2 separate regions of the Homo sapiens genome follow, and region 1 is linked to region 2. The links are chromatin contacts, found by Hi-C or POLR2A ChIA-PET in ENCODE. All regions are on one chromosome and are shown on one strand. The core of a region is the stretch at or near the end of the contact, and the rest is flanking DNA. Distances in the headings are between cores, read along the strand shown. Region 1 overlaps TTLL4 (tubulin tyrosine ligase like 4). Region 2 holds the start of STK36 (serine/threonine kinase 36).

Evidence for each region. Hi-C counts contacts between places; a loop is a spot of excess contacts on that map. ChIA-PET counts read pairs that join two places held with the same protein, here RNA polymerase II (POLR2A). Pooled maps may share reads with other maps.
Region 1: a loop to region 2 is called in a map of astrocyte of the cerebellum, with 3 times the contacts of the local background. The contact joins the enhancer-like site here to the promoter of STK36 in region 2. A Hi-C loop is called at or near these places in 2 of 168 maps with a recorded cell type or tissue (astrocyte of the cerebellum and mammary epithelial cell) and 4 of 50 pooled maps. POLR2A ChIA-PET finds 5 or more read pairs at or near these places in 3 of 52 experiments (H1, IMR-90 and MCF 10A).

Annotation. Positions count from the first base shown.
Region 1 is chr2:218,732,580-218,735,279 of GRCh38, forward strand. All of the region lies in intron 2 of TTLL4 (tubulin tyrosine ligase like 4), which reads left to right. Among named protein-coding and RNA genes, the nearest start is that of TTLL4, 23 kb to the left of the region's middle. Within about 2 kb of position 1,297, at least 12 of the 41 ENCODE cell types and tissues checked have a DNase peak (open chromatin) inside an H3K27ac peak, as active enhancers do; they include IMR-90 and mammary epithelial cell, where a contact is called at or near this core.
Region 2 is chr2:218,670,665-218,673,364 of GRCh38, forward strand. It overlaps STK36 (serine/threonine kinase 36), which reads left to right and starts at 1,422. Exons shown (of 27, transcript NM_015690.5): 1 at 1,422-1,551; 2 at 2,077-2,249. The coding sequence starts at 2,166. RNF25 (ring finger protein 25) reads right to left here and starts at 1,338. Exons shown (of 10, transcript NM_022453.3): 1 at 1,266-1,338. The coding sequence starts at 1,306. RefSeq lists an enhancer at 1,243-1,342.

The DNA of each region.
Region 1 (2,700 bases), core at 47-2,546, 62 kb after region 2:
CTCTCTGGACTTTGACTTTATGGCAGAACTCACTATGTTAGCTTTTAAAACAAGGTTCTCACTTCCTTCACTTCTTAGATTTTGGGTCTTCAGAAGCTTTTTAAAGTTTGTCACTTGCATTCCTGTAGGGCAGTGGGCAGGATGCGGGAAAAGATGACCTGTGGCAGTGATTGGGGGTCTGGGACCCAAGCTGCCTGAATGCTTTAGTTAGGCCTCTGCCTCCCAACCATTTGAGGTTTTGATCTCATCAGGAATCTCTATAAGGAGAAGGAAGGAAGTTGTTTTTAGCAACCATCATTTCCCTGTCTTAACGTGACACTACTTCTGAACCTCAAACACTGAAACTAGGTTGGAGCATTTGTATGTGATACTGTCGTGAGTGATACTGTTTACTTGGCATTCTTGAAGTTACTCTCTGCAGAGTATCTGATGCAACAAATTTGTCTTTGCTTGGTAATTCCTAACACAGCCATCTTATCCAACCTTGGATATCTCTTACTAACTTTGGAGCTATTTCCCAGAAAGAGAGTTACAGAAACATCCTCTCACCTGCTTGGCCCTTGAGTCCAGACATATTTCTTTAGGAAGACAGTGGCCCTTATCCAACTTGCTATACTACACATCATGGGGACTGTATTAGTTCGTTCTCGTACTGCTATAAAGAAATACCTGAGACTGGGTGATTTATAAAGAAAAGAGGTTTAATTGGCTCATGGTTCTGCAGGCTGTATGGGTAGCATGGCTGCGGAGGCCTCAGGAAACATTCAGTTGTGGCGGAAGGGGAAGCAGGCACGTCTTCACATGGCCAGAGCAGGAGAGAGAGAAAGCAGGGTGGTGCTACACACTTTTAAACAACCAGATCTCATGAGAACTCACTATCATGAGAACAGCAAGGGGGAAATCCGCCTCCATGATCCAGTCACCTCCTCCAACATTGGGGATTACAACTCAACATGAGATTTGGTGGGGACACAAATGCAAACCATATAGGGACTATGAGAGGAGACAAGAAGTGGGAAATGACCATTGCAGAGATATGAGATCTGGAATACCTTAGAGAGAAGAGAATCCACTCTACTCTAGTACCTGCCCAGGTGTGTTGTTTAACACTTTGTCTGGGAGCAGGCCACCTGCAGCTTCTGAGGAGGGTAGGCATGTATCCTTGTCCTCCCTCTTCCTCTTTTGGATTAAAAGCCAAGCCAGCTGGGTGTTGGGCTATTTGTGTTCATGTGCTTGGCACTGAGGGTTCATGTGGTGGGATGTAGCAAGGCAAACATTGAGCAATGTGTGTGCAAAAGGAAGTGTTGTGCAGTGAGTGCCTGTGGCTACAAGGGAGAGTGGGATTGGCTGTGGTGTTGATGAGAAGTCAGTGATGTGCTTTTAGGGACTTTCCACAAAGGGCCTTGGTATAAACATGGAGGAGTGTTTCCAACCTGGCTTTTGTCTGGTACCTAAAGATTAAAGATAATGGAGGGGATGGAGTCTAAATATGTGTTTCATTCTGTTTAATAGGCATTGTAGACTCAGACAGATTTGAGTTTTAATCTAGGCACTGCTACTTATTGGTTATTTAATTATAGGAAAGTTACTTAACTTTTCTGAGTCTTGGATTCATCATCAGTAAACTGAATGTAAGGTTTTTTTTAGGATTAAATGAGATAATATGGATAAAATGCCTAGCATGGTACCAGACATTCATTAGGTGCCCAAACTAGTATTCAAGTTTGTTTCCCCTTCATTTACTGTGCTTTTCCAGTTTGTTTACTCAACAGAATATTGAGCACTTCCTGTGTATCAGTCACTGTGTTGGGGACATCAGCTGGAGGAGAATGTGCTCCTTGCTCCTAGTGTGATGAGTTAGTTCATTGTTGAAGCTAATGTTCTGTGAGCAGTGATGGTGGCATGCGCAGAGGTGAGGCATCCTGTTCAAACTCAGGAGTCAGGGAAGACTGCCTAGGTCATGTTGCAGCTGATTTTTTAAGTTGGGTGAAGAAGAAGAAAGGGCTCCAGGAACAGCACTTGTAAGGGAATGAAGAGCTGAGCTAGCATGATGCACGTGGGAATCAATAGTGGGGCTGTTTTTCAGGGGGACCAGCCTGAGTTTTCATTTCCCTAGGCATTCTCCTACCACTTTGGTATGTCTGTTGTGTTGCATTGGTGGGGAAAATGTGGCTTCCCGAAAGAGGATTAAGTGACGGGATTATGAATTATTTTGAGTGTACTTAATACACATGCATGCGTGCTTGTAGTCTCGTAAAGTGAATGGCAGGATTTGACTTTTCCCTTTGTCTCTATGCTTCTCTACCACAAACACACGCTGTAATTGTTCCAAGCACGGTATTTCCATAGTTTGGATTTGTGTGGTGGTCCATTTTCTGTAACCTCATTTTGAGGTGACTGGCCTCAAAATCCAGTTTTAGCATTTATGCTGTTTTTAGCTCATTATCATTTTGAATATTGGCAGTGCTGCATTGTGATTTTTTGTACTCCCCTTGAGAAAGAGTCCATGTAGGTCAGCCTTTGCAGGTAAAGAGGGCGATATCCCATGGCTTCTGCAGTGTTTGTTGGTGGTATTCATTCGTGGCTGTAGACAGGAATCTTAGTTCTTCCTTGGCCATTACACTGTTAATCAGAATACAAGGTACTCTCCCCATTTTTGCATTTTAAATATAACTTAAGCGAAAAAACCATCTCTCCTAG
Region 2 (2,700 bases), core at 172-2,671:
CAGCCTGGGCGACAGAGCAAGACTCCGTCTCAAAAAAAAAAAAAAAAAAAAAAAAAATTGGGGGAGTGGGGACTGAAGAATGTCCTAGTACAAAGAATCTAAGGTGTGGAGTCAGACAGATATGGATTTCTATTCATAATTTTCTATCTTTTGGCAAATCACTTTACTTCTTTGGGACTCATCTAGTCTTCCCAGGTGCCTGCACCTCAGTTATTAATGAAAAGGAGGCCGGGTGTGGTGGCTCACGCCTGTAATTCCAGCACCTTGGGAGGCTGAGGTGGGAGGATCACTTGAACCCAGGGGTTCAAGACCAGTCTGGCCAACATGGCAAAACTCCGTCTCTACAAAAAATACAAAAATTAGCCAGGCATGGTGGCACACACCTGTAGTCTCAGCTACTCGGAAGGCTGAGGCAGAAGGATCACCTGAGCCTGGGGAGGTCGAGGCTGCAGTGAGCCGTAATCGCACCACCGCACTCCAGCGTGGGCGAGAGTGAGACTCTGTCTCAAAAAACAAAACAAAACAAAACAAAAAACAGACTTAAGTATATTACAAATCCGTCGTGATCCTCTCAACTATTCTGAGGTAAATGCCACACCCACTTTTTTTTTTTACAGCTGAGGACACTGACTCACAGAAGCTAGATGGCCTGTTCAGCATCACACAGCTAATAAAATGTGGAGTTAACCCACATTGATCCTACTTCCAAATCCCAGAGTCCTTCCATGTTCTAGTCTTTGGTTAAGAATGCTTGAGAGAAGGACTAGAGGGACTTTATATGAAGTGTAAAGCTTTATTCATACAATAGTCCTCACTAGTGCTGTGTGAGAGAGAGAAGGCTGAGGAAAGCGTCGGCGGAAAAAGGCTGATCCAAGGGGAAAGGGGGCCGGAACTGGAGGGCACTGGTTCTGAGAGGAGAAAGGGAGATGGGGAGGTCTGATGGGCAGGCATCCCCCAAAGCCCCTGAGAAAATTCATTTGAGGAGGAGAGAAAGGGATGGCGTGAAGCTGGAGGAAAAGGGATCGAACCGGATGCGGCGAGGCCTGAACTGGCCTGGCGGGCGCCGACCCGTTCTCCTCTCACTCAGATCAGCGCCCCTCCACCCTCCCGTTCCCCAGTCCAGCTTTCCCAGAGATGTCAGCATCTCTGCCATCCCTCATCCCTCGCTCCACCCCACACGCCCGCCGTACGGACCGTCTGCGACAGCTGCTAGGCCTCTGGACTAGATCCAGGCTGTCAGCCAAAGCCCATGCCCCCAAAGTTACCAGTCCTCCTCCCCTGCAGCTGCAGACGCAGACGCCGCCATATCTTCACCGGCCCGCAGCCGGAACCGGAAATGCCCTTAGGGAAGTCGGAGGCGGAAAACTAAGAGGGGTGGGCAGCTAGCGTCGTTTCTAGGCAACCGCAGACTCCGGGTCCTTAGCCGGGCCTGATGGCCCTGAGGCAGTTCGGATGTGTCCCAGGAAGTGCCCATGTGTGGTCCGCCGTCCATTCCACACCTCTGAGCGCCTTTGTCCTCTGAACTTCTCACCAGTTCTAGCGAGTAAAATTGTAAGAAAGGGAGCCGAAAGAGACCGGAGGGAGAGGCGGGTGGAGAAGAATTATAAGTCAGGCAACGTATGCAGGCAGCCAGAAGAGATGGGGCTAAACGCCAGGGAATCCGTCCCTTGGCCTGAGGAGCTTGGAGCTCCTAGGCTGGGGGTGAGAGAGGGGCTCTGGCCTGCGAAGCGCACGGGCCAGGGGGTCTGAGAGCGGGTGCTGAGGAGTCTGGGAGTGGCAGGAACTTGGGGGAGACTCAAAGGAGCAGGGTTGGTTGGGCGAGGCTAGGTTGAAAGAGTAGGGTCGAGTGAGCCAGGCTGGGTGAGGGAGAAGGGGAACCAGGTGTTAGTTGGGCATGGGGCCGGGTTGGGGACAGGAGGATGAAAGTGGGGAGGAACTACAAAGAGAAGCTCTGTTTGTTCCAAGAGCGCATCATCTTTGCATGCATTCCACCCTCCCATGTTTTTTGAGGCTTTATTGTGAAAAAGAGGAAAAGGCAAGGTGGCTAACATTTTTCCTTTCCCGTGCCCCAACTAGGCGTCCCAGATGTTGTGGAACTGTCCCTGGATCTATAGCTCTTCACCGTCTCTACTTTCTTCCTTCTAAGAGATCCTGAAACCTCTGTCATGGAAAAGTACCACGTGTTGGAGATGATTGGAGAAGGCTCTTTTGGGAGGGTGTACAAGGGTCGAAGAAAATACAGTGCTCAGGTGTTGCACAAAGAGGGATACCTTTTGGGTGGGATTTGGTACCCCCAACTCCAGTGGAAAATGGATCTAGAAGGAATGTATTTATACCAGTTTGTATTCCTAAGGTACTGACTCCCTCATACTTCTTATGGAGTATAAGCTTTGAAGTTGGATTATTTGGGTGCAAATTCCATCTCCACCGCTTTCTAGCCCTAGAATTATGGACAAATTACTTAACTTCCCTATGTCTCAATTTCCTTATCTCTAGAATGGGGATAAGAACAGCAACTGATTGATGGAGTTTGAGGATTAAATATGTTTTCACATTAAATCACTTAGTACAGTGCCTGGCTGTTAGTAAACAACAAATATTATTAGTCTCTAGCACACCATGTAATAAGAGGTAAACCACTTGAACTCTATTATTTCCTCTTCATTTTTTTTTTCCTTTCCTTTCTCCTAAATCTCATCT